Linked DNA regions of Homo sapiens: region 2 is linked to region 1. A link is an interaction called in ENCODE POLR2A ChIA-PET data of the cell type or tissue named here. Cell type or tissue: MCF 10A. All regions are shown on one strand.

Evidence for each region. Peaks named below come from ENCODE experiments on the same cell type or tissue, not always from the same donor. Only the 100,000 strongest peaks of a DNase experiment are listed, where the experiment ranks them.
Region 2: POLR2A ChIA-PET joins it to region 1 with 10 read pairs; 3 of 35 experiments call an interaction of 5 or more read pairs at or near these places.

The regions. Positions count from the first base shown.
Region 1 is chr4:128,597,274-128,605,273 of GRCh38, forward strand. No RefSeq gene overlaps it. Among named protein-coding and RNA genes, the nearest start is that of LINC03140, 31 kb to the left of the region's middle. In MCF 10A, no CTCF peak of the experiment used is centred here; a DNase peak (open chromatin) is centred at 4,238.
Region 2 is chr4:128,513,580-128,521,579 of GRCh38, forward strand. It overlaps LINC02615 (long intergenic non-protein coding RNA 2615), which reads left to right. Exons shown (of 9, transcript NR_125882.1): 8 at 2,278-2,419; 9 at 5,177-5,819. Among named protein-coding and RNA genes, the nearest start is that of LINC03140, 53 kb to the right of the region's middle. RefSeq lists a silencer at 3,239-3,318, enhancers at 4,228-4,372, 4,287-5,048, 4,591-4,640 and a cis regulatory region at 4,295-4,305. In MCF 10A, no CTCF peak of the experiment used is centred here; DNase peaks (open chromatin) are centred at 3,672 and 4,302.

The DNA.
Region 1 (8,000 bases):
ACAAAGGGTAATTTATTCTAAAGAAAGTCAACACCTTTGCTTTGCACTAGCTCTTGCAGTTAAAAAATAGGGCTGGTAATTGGACTTGCTTTATGAAAATCTCATTAGCATTAGCATATAACTAAAATGCACAGCTCCATAGTTAATTGCAATCCTGCACTGCGGTTAACAACTACAGTGATGACATTTGCATATTGCACATAAAATTAAAAATGCATGTCAGATAGGTGCTCTTTCAGGAAAAAAAAATCCTTGAATAACATTGCATTCACTACAATAATTGGAAAGATTTTGAATTTGAATGGAAATTATATGTATAGTATGAGCTTTAGAAAGACAGAGGAGCCTGATCAAAGAGGAGGGGAAACTAAATCTGAAACACTGCATAGTCAAAACTCTAGCAGCTGGGATCTTCTTCAAGGGCAGGGACATGTAATACTGAACTGTGCGTGCTTTGTGTAAATGTAACCCTTTCATCCAAAAGTCTCATTTCACTGCACAGGCGTCAGTCTCATGTTGGTGCTCTTCCTCTAGACTGTAAGCTCCTTGAGATCATGGACTTGATCTTTTTAAACCTTTGTATCCCACAATGCTCACTATGTAACAGACGTTCAATTATTTGTAGACGTGAACCAACTCAAGCCCCCTGTAACTGAATCCGATAGACACAAGAGGCTGTGTGGTGAAGGGTTAAGAGTGGGATGTTTTCATGTCTCCCTGAACCCTGGCTCTACCACTTACCTTGATTCAGTTACTTTAACTTCCCTAAGCCTCGGTTTCCTTCTCTGGAAATGGTTTCTGCCTTATAAGCTTTTTGAAAAGATTCGGAAAGATAACACATGTGAAGCACTTAGCCCAGCACAGTGCCTGGCATATCGCAAGGGCTGTTAGTCCAGCTGTTACTGTTGCTTTGGGGTTAAGGATCGTGGGAAAGGGCATGTTGAAGTTGGGGTATAAATCAGTTCATATGTCAGTCCTAATGTCAGTCACTTACAAGACGAAACAATGTTACCATGAATAATATGACTTGTCACAAGGGCTGATCACTTTTGTTCTATTTCACCAAGAAAGAAAATGAGACACTGAAAAGAGAATGGAGGGGTGAGAGACAATAATACCCATCTTTAGACCGATAATACAAAGCCCCATTTCCAGGCTTTGGGGATGAGACTCCTCTAGGAAGATAATAATAAATTGTCTGTCTCTTGGAAGATAACAGGCTGGAAACCATGGTCAGGAAAGAAAGGCAGAGGTAACAAGGTGGGATTTTCTGCAGGAGACTGGGATATTTTATCCGTTCATTTGTTCACTCATCATTCAGCTTAATATTATTGTATCCATATCTATGCAATGCACTATGCCAGGAACCCTGAGAGACACAGATGACCATGAAAGTGAACCTGACCAGTACGTGATTAGAAATTCTGGACTCGAAATAAGGTAAAGGATCAGACCTAGAGATAAAGACTTGGGTGTCATCAGCATGGAGAAGGGCTGGAACTCTGGATGCAGGTGCGCTCCCTGCGGCTGTTCACTGGGGGACGCTCCCACTTATGAGATGGGAAAGGGAATTGGTGCTAATGAAGGAAGCACAGGAGAACTGCAGGAAGAACAAGGGCAGACAGGCCTGGGAAAGTGAAAGAGGGGAGAGTTTTAGCTTGTAGTGTGGTAGTTGCCAGTCAGCTCCCTGTATAATAACATCAATGAGGATCATTGGATTTAGTGATGAGGAAATCACTGGTGGTTCTTCTTCAAGAGGGAGATTATGATAAAGTGGTACAGAGAGGAACTTGACATCAAGGCGTGGGTGAAAAATGAGAGGGTAGGGAGGAAATGCAGGAAAATGTATGCTATGCTTTAGCAGTAAAAGAAAAAGTCTCAGCCAGTAGCCTGAAGGCATAACAGAGCTGGAAACGATGTGTATAGGATTGGAGAGACCTAGACTAGAAGGAGCCAGTGAGAAAATAGAGACGATGTAGGAGACAGCTGGAGACGACCGTACCCTCCGAACCAGCTGCACCTGAGGAGGAGTCTTGTAAGCTGTTCTGTGGGACCGAGGATAGGACCTTTGCCTTTGGGGGAGGTGCCCCCTTCCCCTGGCCCTGCAGCTCTGGTTCCTACCTGTATCCCAAAACGTACTGAATCAAAATGTTCAGTTTACTCATCTGTCTCCTCCTGTGAGGAGATGCACTCCTCACCTCCTTTGATGGTGCACTCCTAAGGGCGGGAATCATGCCTTCTTGATCTCGACACTCCAGTATTTAGTTCAGGGTCTGGCACAGTCAATAGGGATAGTGAAACCTAACTACATAGGCCCACATAACCATGTGTTACATTGGCTGGAGTTCCCAGTAATTATACAGCCCCTTACCAATCCTCCCACCTCTCTCCCCACCTCGCAGATACCTGATATTGAGGTGACAGCTGCAAGAAGTCTGGGTGTAGTTCATTTACCTCCCCACCCCCATAATTGGGGAGAACAGGCCAGAATGTGTGGGAGCCTCACCTCGTGAATTGTATGAGGCACTAACTGAAAATAAAGCCAAGAGGCTGCAATCCTTTTCCTTCACAGCTTTCCTTACAGAGTCTCTCCCTGTCTTTCTACTTCTCTCTCTACTCTTCTCATTCCAGCTCATCTGTTTTGTTTTGTTTTCCGACTCTCCACTTCCTGTGTCCTATTTCCACTTTTGGAAGCCTGTTTTTAGACACAAGCCTTTCATTTGCCTTTACTCAAAGGTTTTCTGAAGACTCACTATCTCTAAGAAAATAACCTTGAACCATAATCTCACAATTGAGGTTGAGCCAACGTTTGTCACCACTCCCCATCTTACATGGGTCCAGTTCATACAGGACCTCAATACATAAGAGCTTCTGTAAAACAGTCAATCCTGGGGCCCTCAGTGTGGAGTGATAGGCTTTCGAGGAAAGTGTCAGAAATCACCAGAAGTCAAAGCTGTGTACCCAATTGTCCTGATTTTCCTCAATAAGTCAATAGCTTGCAAAGCTTTCCAATGAGAAACAAAGAAACTTTCTTCCCCCCACCCCTCCCCACCCCTGCTCATGCTTAAAAAATAGTTATTTTTCTTTTTCTGGAAAATCTTACTAGTAATCTCTTTAGGTTGCATCCCCTACTATTCCATCTGAACACACTGGCTTTCCACATGTTGCAGGATTGGGACAGCCTGGCAGTGACCCAGGAACACAAAGGGGCAAGTAAAGTGGGGTGCAATTTCATTACTGACCACTCTTCTCTAGGGGCCACTGCACACTTACCCTCCTCTGTGCTGCAGTTTGCAGAGCCTGAGGTCCAAGCAAAAGAAGCATTGTCTCACAGCTGTAAAGCATGAATTGTGTTTGTGGATTGCATTGCCCTGCTTCTTGCTCGTGCTTGTTCTTGTTTTCCTGGCACAAGTGCCTTTGCTCCTAGAATGGCCGCTTATCTCGGCTGACTGCTATTTGCTAACAATGGGCTCACTGGGTTGTTTTGAAAAGTCACATGAAGTTTATAATTCTGTCTGATGCTACCTTGGACTTATGTGTGCTAAATAAGCCTCAAACACCAAAACTGCCTTAAAACCTAAACTAAGCTCAACGAATGACTTCTTCTCAGGTATGCAGGCACCGGAAGGAACCCATACACCCTGCCCAGCTAATTCTACACCTCTTGTCTGTGTTGCTCTTCCACAGTACTGCTAGTTAGACCTTGCACTCTTCTCCATCTTGAGGCATTTGGTTCCCTCTACTTGCCCAGTGGCGCTCAGAATTTCTTGTGGAGCAGCTCAGGTGGTGAGGGAGGGAGGCACGGACACTGCCCCCCATGTCTCTGCAGGACGGTGGGGAACTGAGGGGTCCCTGACCAGCTGCCTCTCACGGCTTGATGTGTCACCTGATGGCTTCTCCCCTGGCTCGCACTGTGGGCCCACACTGTTTGCCAATCTGCCTTTCTTCCTGCCGGTGCTTTTGCTGGGGGAGAACCACAACCATCTCCAGTGCTGTTTTACAGCCTCCCACCACTCCACAGAGCCTCTGAAGAGCATACCTGAAGCCTTGATTCTGTCCACCTGATTCCCCTGAAGCTCACCAAAAAGGGAGCTGCTTGTTTATCCTGCTGTCAGCCATTTCCCATCAACGTCTGGCCCAGCGAGCTGTGTTGGGGCCAGCACTGCTTTAGTACCAATAGTCTGGCCCTCTTCCAGGTACTCATTGCTAGCGAATTCATCTTGCTCTTGAATGCGAAGTATGAGTCAGAGGTAATGCTGATGAAACCTCCGGCAGGTCAGGACAACAAGGGCAGACCCAAGCCACGGGGGGTGAGGTGGGGGGAGAGTGGGCCAGAACTCTGCTCTGCAGAGCTGTGGTTTGTCCTGAAGTCTGGTGCTGTGTTAGTGCAAACAACATCAAATGCAATTCAATTACAACTGTGTACTCATCACTGGGCCGGGCTGTCAGAGGCACAGAAGTATACGTTAGTTTCTGTAGGAGTTATGGCCAGCAGCCCAGCTTCTTAACTGGATTTAGTTTGAAAATAAATGCCTCACTGGACAGTGACACTTCTCAACTCTTTCAGGGAAGAAAATTTTTGCTTCTGGTAGGCTGATGTGTGACTTTAATAATCTTATCATTAGTCCTGAGTCGGGGGCTTGTCATTCAAAGTTGTCTTTCATCTTTTGTGTATGTTGTTTTCAGACAGTGGCAGCTGAAGAATGACTGTATCAGGGACATTCAATGATGCCCATATTTTGAGAGGTTAAATTTCCTAGAAACCAGCTTCTAGTCTTTGTGTGTCCTGGCTTGTGCTCTTTAAAGAGACTGAAAAAAGCATGTTCTACAAAATCCTGTCTTGCTCCATGGTAATGAGGTCAGACAGACCTCCCCAGGAGCCTGACTGGAGCTACTATACAACTGTGGGGTGGCCTTGGAAACTTGGAGACATTTGGGGCGTGCTGAGTCACTGCTGCAGCTCAGGCCCAGGGCTCCTGTCACCACTTTGGGGAGCTGGTGGTACAATAGAGATATCACTGTGGTGGGGCCTGGAATGAGGGCCTGTCATGGGACAGGGCACTGTAAAGAGAACAGTAAGTAGTTTTTAGTTATTTCTTATTAGAAGGAATTTCCTAATGGAAAATGCTCCTCCATTAATAGGATTTTCTCTGTACAGAAATTTATTGCTTATGACTATTGGGGTCAATTCCCATTGGCATCTGAGAGCTGGAAAATGACAGCTGTCATCACAAGTTTTCTGAGAAAAAAGTATGTTTTTTTCCTATGTTGGTCAGAAGCCAACCAATTCATTGCCAACCAATAAAGGTACAGCCAAAGGGAAAAAGAATTATTAAGAGTTTTAATTGCCCCTGAAATTCCAGATAGAAAATTTTACATTCAGTTACACCTGATGTAGCAGAAAACTCCAAGGGACTATCTAAGTTCTTTGGCCAAACCAGATTTGGTTTATTTAACATTGTCTAGAATGGATCATTGGCTGGGACTTGTACATATGTTTGTTATATGGGGATTTTCTCAGTTAAACTCAGATGGAAACTAAGACGAAACATATATATATGTGTATTTATGTCTATTTATATTTATATGAGTCTGGTGTATTAATCATAGGGTACTAAATTATTTTCAAAGACACAAACTATGTGAGGGTGTATTTTAACTAGCATGTGAAATGCAAAAATATTTTCTGGGTATGCTGGCACTTTATACCAAAAGGATGCAAAATTTAGCGTAAGAAAATAGTAAATTAGTAAACTAAGTGAGGTGAAAAATGTTGATCAGCTACAGAAAAAGGTCAGCAGTTCAAACTGTGGAATCTGGGTTATTTCTTTTTCACTGCCCAAGATTGTTATATACTCAGAGTTTTCCCCACATTATAAAGCATTGATAACTTTTCAATTTGTTACTACCCACTGGAGTATAATGTAAATTCTTGTGTGTGTTTTAATAATTCCTTGGAAACCATCCCTTGAATTGCTATTCATAGGATAAGAAGGAATTACTTGCTATGCTCCACATGTTTTTCATTAGGACTAAGATCAAGAAAATACATACATATCTATATATGTATGTGTGTGTGTGTGTGTGTATGTATGTGCACACACACACCAAGGGCTGGAAGATTTCTGGATCAGTTCAGATTTTGATAAGAGGAGACAGAAGAAGAATAGAGAAATGTAGGATGAAGGCCGGGCATGATGGCTCACGCCTGTAATCCCAGCACTTTGGGAGGCCAAGGTGGGCAGATCACTTGAGGCAGGAGTTTGAGACCAGCCTGACCAACATGGTAAAACCCCATCAATACTAAGAATACAAAAATTAGCCAGGTGTGGTGGCATGGGCATGGTGGCATAGTCCCAGCTACTTGGGAAGCTGAGGCAGGATAGTTGTTTGAACCCAGGAGGCGGAGGCTGCAGTGAGCCAAAATCACACCGCTGCACTCCATTCTGGGTGACAGAGTCTAAAAAAAAAAAAAATATGTAGGATGATAGTGGCAGTGGTGGTGGAAGCCACACCTGATATCGCAACAGCAGACTGCTTCATGGGATGGCATGCAGAGGTAGTCTTTGATTTTAGTTTATATCTGGAAGAAGAATTTTACACACTTTCAAATAGAAGGCAGCATTCACCAATCCAGTGCTGGGGTTAGCAAAAAGAGATCTGATCCTTTGTCTTTTCCGTCTAAGACTATAAGTTGATTCATTCGTTCTTTCAACAAATATTTATTGAGTACCCATTATGCCATAATAGTCTTAGAAATAGCCTGAGCATGGTGGCTCACATTTGTAATCCCAACACTTTAGGAGACCAGGCAGGAGGATGGCTTCAGCCCAGGAGTTTGAGGCCAGACCAGGCAACATGGCAGTGCACACCTGTAGTCCCAACTACTCAGGAAGCAGAGGCAGGAAGACTGCTTGAGCCCAGGACTTCAAGGCAGAGGTGAGCTATGATTGTACCACTGCATTCCAGCCTGGGCAACAGAACAAGACCCTGTCTGAAAAAAAAAAGCTGGAAATACTATTTTATAAGTTGTAATATGTAACAGATTAGTCTTAATTGTTGAATTAACAAGGGAATCTAAAGTCAAGTGTAGCTTAGAGCTCTCCCTGAGGCATACCATTTAAGCTGACTGTACAGAAATTAAAGTGGACATGCATTTTGCTATCTGGGCAGGTTGCTACTAATCAAATTACCACTATGTGTCTTGGAGGATGAATAGGTAAAGAAGGTGATCAGCAAAGTACAAGTCTTCAAAACTAGAGTGCTTTTCTTCTGGGAAATAGGGAAAAAAAAGACTTGTTTGTAGAGGGCTAGGCGCAGAAAGGAACTTGAGGAAGAGACCAGAGGGTCACAGGTTTACATAATTAAGAAGGAGGTGCACATAGGATTCAGAAGTTCAGAATCAGGACAATCTAAGTAAACCTGGTCCTAGAGTAGGTTTCCTATGATTCCTTTAAAATGCCTTACAAAATCTGAAGCTCTAGAACTAAAGCTCAAAGATATAGGAAACTTAACTACAGAGGAGGAAAATGTAACAGCAGAGTCCTCATAGGGAAGTTTACCTAGAAAGAAGTTTGCTTTTTGGTTTTGTCTAGATTATATTTCTATTAAAATATGAACATAGTATTTCTATAAAATACTTTGCAAAACTAAGGCAGTTCCTAAAATGGGGAAGTTTTCAGGATTACGTTCTCATGATTCACTGATGTTGTGCTTATCATAACTAGGTAAGGTGGGGGAGGAAGTTCTAAGAATGACGGCATTTACATGCAAAAACCAAACTGACATAAACCAGCATCATAAAAGAAACATGCCATAAGAGAATGCCCCAGGGCTAAAGTATGACTTGAATCAGTGAAAGGCAGGTGCTTCTAACTGGGAAATGATCTGATAGGCTGTTCTGTTGCAGAATAGACATGGATTAGATTTTTGCACTACTCCACACACCTATAGGTAGTAGAGTGAAAACCAAAAACCTTGGAGGTTTTAATGGCAATAAT
Region 2 (8,000 bases), 84 kb before region 1:
TGAAAAAGATGAACAGGTAGAGTCCAGGACTACCTACCACAGCTCAGGTCAACATTAATTTTATGATTTAATTAATTCCATAAATTCTCTTTTCTGTATGAATATAAGGTTCCTCCCTCCCTGTACTCACACATCTACCTCTTCTAGGAGTTGCCTTGGGATCCACAAAGAAATTGAGGTGGTCCAGTACTCATAAGCCAACAAACTTCAAAGGAGAGTCAAATGTACATTTTCAAAATAAGAGTACTGAAAAGCATTGAAATAAACACACAAAAAGAGATTCAAATGTACATCTTAAAAGGAGGAGGAGATTCTTTGAAGAAGTAGGGGAATATGACGTTGAAAGTCTCTGAAGAGGTTGTGATAGTTGTTTAAGGGAGTAGAACATTAAAACATTTTTGTCTGTTCAATCTTAATTTTTAAAAATGATAGCATAGAGTTTGGCCAATTATGGAGGGGCTGATTTCATCACTATCAATGAGCAGTAAACTTTCTTGGTCTTTTATTTGGGGAATGTATTTATTTTACTTTCACTTTTGAATGAGACTTAGCTGATGCAATGGACTGAATTGTGTTCCTCCAGAATTTGTATGTTGAAGCTGTAAGGGCAAATGTGACTGTATTTGGAGGCAGGGCCTTTAAAGAGGTAATTAAGGTTAACTAAGGTCATAAAGATGGGGCCTAACCCAATATCACTGTCCTTATAAGAAGAGACACCCGGGATGCATTTGCACAGAGAAAAGGCCCCAGGAAGACACTGCAAGAAGAGGGTGCTCTTCAAGTCAGGGAGAAACCAAACCTACTAACACTTTGATCTTTGACTTCTGGGCTCCGTAACTGTGAAAAATAAGCTTCTGTTGTTTAAGCCACCTAATTTGAGGTATTTTGTTATGGCAGCCCTAGAAAACTAAATACAGCTGGGTATAGAATTCTAGGTTGATGATTTTGCTTTTATAGTATTTTTATAATATTTTGAGATGTGTGTCTTTGAAGTTCTGCAGTTGCATTATATTGTGGCTTGCTTTGGATTTGTTACATTTAAGCTTTATTTATCCTTCCTGGAATTCATTACAGTTTTTGAACTTCAGGATTCAAGTGTTTTAATCATTGATGAAAACATTTCAACCATTATCTCTTCAAGTATTGCCTGTCTTATTTTCCTCTATTTCGCATTCTTGGAATTAAATCTGTTGGTTCTCCTTTTCCGTCTTCCATGTCCCTTAATCTTCCATATTTTCCAGATCTTTATATCTCTGTGCCTATTGAGTAATGTCTAAAATCTGTTTTCCAGTTTATAAATTATCTTGCTATATCAAATCTGCTATTTAACCTACTCATTTAAGTTTTCAATTTCCTTGACATATACCTATGTGAATGGGTGGGTTTTTACTTAGACTACCTTTTCATGTAGAATATGTAGACTACCTTTTCATGTAGAACCTAGCTTCTATGCAAGGTTCTCAATTCCAATTTCCTGTCCACTTGGGCCCAGTGCTTACCTCATGTTTCCACATGAGCGTGAAATCACAAGCCCTTGGGTGAACAGAATCAGTAATCACTGGTCGGGTGCAGTGGCTCATGCCTGTAATCCCAGCACTTTGGGAGGCTGAGGTAGGCGGATCATGAGGTCAGGAGTTTGAGACCAGCTTGGCCAACATGGTGAAATCCTGTCTCTACTAAAAATACAAAAAAAAAAAAAAAGTAAATAAATAAAATTAGCTGAGCATGGTGGCATGCGCCTGTAATCCCAGCTACTTGGGAGGCTGAGGCAAGAGAATTGCTTGAACCCAGCAGGTGGAGATTGCAATGAGCCGAGATCACCCCACTGCACTCCAGCCTGGGTGACAGAGCGAGACTCCATCTCAAAAAAATTAATAAATAATAATAATAGTCACCCTTCCACCTCCATAGCACAGCTACGTCATGAACTGACACCTTAAAACTTTGTTCTGTTTTCAATTATCTCTTGGTTTCTGATGCCTGGGTATTTCTTTTTCTTTCTTGAGAGCTTAAGCATGAATATAAAACATTTCAAATTTTATATTTTATCCAGTATTTCTAGCTTTTTAATAGTGAGATTTATCTTACTCTCCCATTTTATTAAAACAGAAAGTCTTGAGTAACATTTTAATACTGAGAAAAAAAGCCTCATTATTAGTTTTAGAAAAAGAGAGACAATCTGTGTTGTTCTGGAACCAAGACAAAGTTCTAGAAGATTCTCTCTTGATCCTTAAACAGCATAGAAAAACCAGGTAAGTTGACTATGTTCACGTTTAGGAGTATGATGGCCAATGGATCCAAAACCTATCCTATATCTACATGTTGGTGGCCACATTAATCTGACATCTGACAGCAAGAGCGATGATTGGGTTCACTGGAAATCTTTGTGAAGTACGAGTGAAGTCCTTGTGAAGTCAGAGTAAGTATCAGAACTTTGAGTTCTAGTCTTGGCTCTAGACTGATTCAAAAGGTCAGGGCCTAATCAATTTACTCATTAACTTATAATTGTAATTAATTAGATTTTATTAATACAAGAATAAAAGAATTGTCCAGCACCTACTAAGCCAAATCCTAGAGATATGGAGAAGCAGATAAAAGTTGCTGCTTTCAAAGAACACAGTTCACTAATAGGAGACTGGCTTGGAATCATCTATTCTATAAGTGAAATTTTGATGGATTATTGTTGAGGTGCAAAGGATGGAGCAGTCAGTTGAATCTTGCTGGGGGAATTGTAATCAGAAAGCTCCGAGAATAGTAAACGAGAGTTTTGGAGGCCTAAGATCTTGGAATCACATGTGTAGAAGGATATTTAAGGTGTGCAGGCTCCTCCATGAGTAGCCCCAATGCCTTGAGTGGAATGGATGCAAAGGTACGGACTTCTTGCATCCTTCCCAGGATATCAGGAGGCTTAGAGCAATATCTGCAAAATGTTGGCGATTGCTGAAACGCAGCGCTACAGCATCCATGGGGTCTTGCCCTTCTTCAACCATTCAGTAAATAGCACTCAGTAGAGATTCTGGCTGAGGATGCTTGTTTTCAAAACAACAGCCCTGAGCCAACCTTTTTAAGTAGTTCCATATGTTTTTATGGAGAGTTTATGGATTGTGGCCTTCGGAATTCTTTTGTTTATCACTGGGAATTCAAGTCCTGAAAGCTGCTAACTAACCATGAGGTCTGCTGGTTATACAAGCTGTTGGACCTCTTAAGGACGTTGACATAAGGACCACTTTCTGTGAAATAAGAATTAGTGGTTTAAAAAGAGTGCACTTAACAGTATCATGTAAGTATCAGTTTCTGTATGTCATTACTAGCCAGGCTTTTTTTAAAAAACTGGACTGTGCTGCCTTGTGTGTACATTTAAATGAGGCCCTTAAAGGGAAATCTGAGCAATGTCTTCAAACAAAGACTTATAATCAGAAGGGTCTTTTTAAAAAAAAAAAAAAAAAAGAATAACTATCTTCAGCAGACCTAAAACCAGGATGGAAAGGTGGATACTTCCCCACCTGGGCCCCAAAGCAGGGCCCTTCAAAATACTGAAGGTCCAGCATTCCCTGGGCAATTCTTCCTCCTTCTCTGTCCTCCCCACCCCCATCAATACCCAGCTTGCAGTGATATTCTTTTACCCTTTACTAATCTAATGCCAAACACATGTAGGTTCTATCCTGTTTCCAGGAAAGAGGTTTCCATGAATTGCCTCATCAGCCTTACTAATAGCTACAATATATGGAGCACTTTGTGCCCAGCACTCGATTCCTTTTATACTTGATCTCTTTTCATCCTTTCTTCACAATAGCCCCATGAGGTGGGTGCTATAATTATTTCTAATTTTACAGATAAGGAAACCAAAGCTCAGAGAGTCTGAGCAATTTGCTTAAAGTTGCTTAACAGCTGTATTAGCCTACTACTTATAATTCGACTACCTGTGTCCAAGGCTACATAAATTCAGGTCGCCTGACTCAAAGCTCTTATTCAACGTGCTAGCCTCCTTCCCACTAGATCTCATAAGATCTAGCTTGATCTCTAAGGCTCCATTCCAGCTTGGAAGAACTATGGTTCTTCTCCAGTGTCAGTTGTGTTGCTGTTCATGTTGTTTTCATGTAAAACAATGTAAGAAAGAGGCTGATAATCTCCCTCCATGAAACAGTTCTTCACACATTTAAAATCATCCATGGCTGATCATAAATGCTTCTCCAGAGAGTGAATGGTCATGGCTGGTGCAGAAGGGTAACACTCTGGAAAGGCGGATGTGAGACCTGGCAGCTCTGCCTGGGTACACATAGCTTAGGGCTGACAAGTGAGTCAGCAGAAGTGAGCAGACAATACTGCATTGGGTTTTAACGTGATGAGTCAGCCTTGCTATCTGGCCAGCTTCAGTGCAGCCCCCTGAAGTTTTAACAGAATATTAATTGCCCTTTCACTTCCCATTCCACACAGCTGGGTGGGATTGCTACCAGCCACACTGTTGAGAAGTTACACATTTTAGCCCAGCCTAGAAAGGTTTCCTGTGGTGGGTGAAATGACAACATGCACAAAGGTCAAACTCCAGATGTGGGAATCTGACCTTTTCTCCTCTTGGGGAAAACATTGCCTCATTATAATCTCAAAAGATTTTTGGTACAGGTTTAAGGCTAGAGTCTACTGAAAGATCCAAACTCCTCTAACATAGAGGATGCCAGCCTGTTTCATGTAAATTTATCCAAGGCTTTGAGACCACCTACAAAATTCCTGAGCCAAGGGACCAGGGAATGTAGGCGAATGTTTAGGCATTTCTGAAGGAGGGAGCTAGACCTAGAAGTTGCTGCTTGCTCCTAGAAGTTGGAAGGCATTTCAAGATGAGGAATGAGTTGTTTCTGGATTGATGCCTTCACTGGCTAGAAATGCCAGCGGGTGGTGGGAAGAGTACATGGCAGGATGATGAGGAGTTTCGCATTCATTCATTCATTTATTCATCTGTGTATTCATTTTACAAAAATTCATATCAGATTTGCAAAATTCACTCACAATACACTCAGAGATAATAAAAAATGTAACAACTTTTTTTATTAACTGGTGGAATATTTCTCTCAAATTTCCACCACTGGACCCCAGAGTGGGAATTCAATTTTAGCCCAATCTTGTAAACTTAGTTCCAATGTAATTATCTAGGTTGAGCTAAAAGTTTCTTTTCATCTTTCAGGTTTCCTCTTCATGCCTCTACTCCTATGCAGTTTGACCTCTCAGTGTGCAGCTGGTGATAGATGGAAACCCTTGTTCATAAGCTTTGTGGCACTGTCGGCAGGATGAGGGGACTTCTGGATCCTCACTGGTCACTGTGGCAGAGTGGTTGGTGTTGTCTGCTCCCTAGACAGGAACCCACTGAAGAATCTGACATTTTTTGATATGCTGGCATTCATTGTTACAGCCCATCATCCCAGCCATCAATCCAGGACATGGGGTCTGTGCCCACGGTGGGAAGGAGGAGGGGGAAGCTGGCTTTGTTCTGACGTTGGGCTTCTTCTGCTCCACCAGTACTTTCTGTGGGGGAAATAGGTAAAGAAATGGCTGTTCAGATGAGAAGATGTGTCAGTAAACTTTTGCTACAGTGATGCTGCAAAACAAATCACTGGTGACTTTCAGTGGCACACAGCAATAAACATTTATTTAGCTCAGGGATTGACAATCTTTTTTTTTTTTTAAAGGGCCAAATAGTAAATATTTTAGGTGTTTCAGGCCATACAGTCTCTGAACTCTGAACTTGTAGCACAACAGTAGCCTTAGATGCTATGCAAATGGAGGAGCATGACTGTGTTCCAATAAAACTTTATTTATGGACACTAAAATTGGAATTTCATGGAATTTTTATATGTTAAGAAATATTATACTTTGATTTTTTTCAACCACGAAGTTGAATGGTCTGTGAGTTTTTTTCACAAGTCATACAAAAACAGATGGTGGGTCAGACTTGGCCCATGGCCATAGTTGGCTGAACCTTGATTTAGCTCATGAATCTGCTCTGGGTTGGGCTCGGCTGCTCTGCGCTGCACTCATCTGCAGTCGGCTGTGAGTTGGCTAGGCAGCTCTGCTGGTGGTGCCAGGGCTCATTCACATGTATGGGGATTGTTTGCCATTGGCTGGTCCACAGTAGCCTTGGCTGGGATGGCTGCGGCACGTTGGCTCTGCCGTGTGAGTAGCCAAGCAGGTCAGCCTGAGCATGCTCTCTTAGCAGTGGTGGAGACACATGAATCTAAGTGGAAATGTGCAAGCACTTTCAGAAACCTCTGCCTGAATTATGTTTGCCAACATCCCATGAGACAAAATCAGTCACTAGGCTAAAGCCACAGTCAGGTGAGTTGGGGCAGAATGCCCCTCAGATTGAGAGGGCACTGCCAAGGTACATGGCAAAAGTGATGGATGTGCTGGAGCCATTAAGACACTCAACCCACCAAAGGACCTAAATTGGGGATAATTTTTGTTTGTTTGTTTGTTTGAGATAGGGTTTCACTCTGTCACCCAGGCTGGAGTGCAGTAGTATGAACACGACTCACTGCAGCCTCGACTTCCCAGGCTCAAGTGATCCTCCTGCCTCAGGCTCCCAAAGTGCTGGGATTATCAGCATTAGCCACCACACCCAGCCAGTTATTTTATATTTGACTTTTTATTTTCTTAGAGATGAGGTCTTTACTCTGTCACCTGGACAGGAGTGCAGTGGCACCATTTTAGCTCACTGCAGCCTCAAAATTCAGGACTTAAGTAATCCTCCTGCCTCAGCCTTCTTAGTAGCTGCGACTACAGGCATGTGCTACCACATCCAGCTCAGTTTTTAAATGTTTTGTAGATTTGGGGGTCTTACTATTTGCCCAGGCTGATCTCAAACTCCTGGGCTCAAGTGATCCTCCCACCTCAACCTCCCACAGCGCTAGGATTACAGATGTTAGCCACCTTGCCCAGCTAAGAATTTAAAAAATATTCTACTTGTGATCCTTTCTCATGTTGTGATGCTAGACCAGCTGGGGTATGATTGTGAAACATGTAAGTGGGGGACACAGACATGGTGAAACAAATAAGTGTGATCAGAGAGGGGACAATGTGTGTGCAAAGGCACAGAGGCAAGAAAGAGCTTCTTTTTGGTGAGACAGTGCTAGGTGGAGTGAGTATAATGGTTGGAGAGGAGAGTAGGGAAGAGCGGGCAGACTTCAGAGTGGATCTGATAAAACTCAGTAGTATTTTGGTTGCAACGGGCTGGGTCATGTCTGAAGAAGCAGCCATTTGAGAATGAGCAAAAATGAGGATCCTGGTTTTTAAACACCTTAGCAGTAGTGTGGTCCTGTGGTAGGGATGTGCAAAGCACTGGACTGCCCGCCTCCTTTTTCTGTTCGGTGAAGGGTGGGGTGAGGAAGAGCGCTCAGAGTGCACAGATGGATTCTCAATTCAGGGTGAAACAGGATTTTAGATCCAGTTTCCTTTTATAGTGGTTTTAGAGCAAAGAATCAGGGACTCTGCTGTTTTCTGGTATAAAATGAGAGCAGCCATACACTTCCTATGCCCTTGAATCAAGATCAGACAATTCCAGGGAAGAGCTAAGTTTTAACCTTTGATCTCTAGGGGTAAAGTTTTTCTTTACTTTCTCCCTCCCTCTCTTCCTCCTTCCTCTCTTCCTCTCCACCCCTTCTTTTTTGTTTACGTTTTGAGCTGAATAACAGGGGAAAATGGGGCCTGATATACTACAAACTCCAACTAGAGTCCTTGGCATCATGGAAAATTCCTTGACTTGTTTTGCAAAGGTTGGCTGCACCATGAGATTCCATTGTTTCAAAGTGGAGTCATGTATATGACATAGGTTTTGCATTAGGACTCTGGGGGATTTTCCTTATGAAACAAAATGTGCAATCTGCTTAGTTTCCCAGTGGCAAAGCAGAAAACTAGATCTATTTGTTATAGAACTTTACGCTTCAGTTTTCCCCTCATAATTACAGATGTGACTTTGAAGCTCACTGCAGCAAATTCAATGAGACCTTACAATT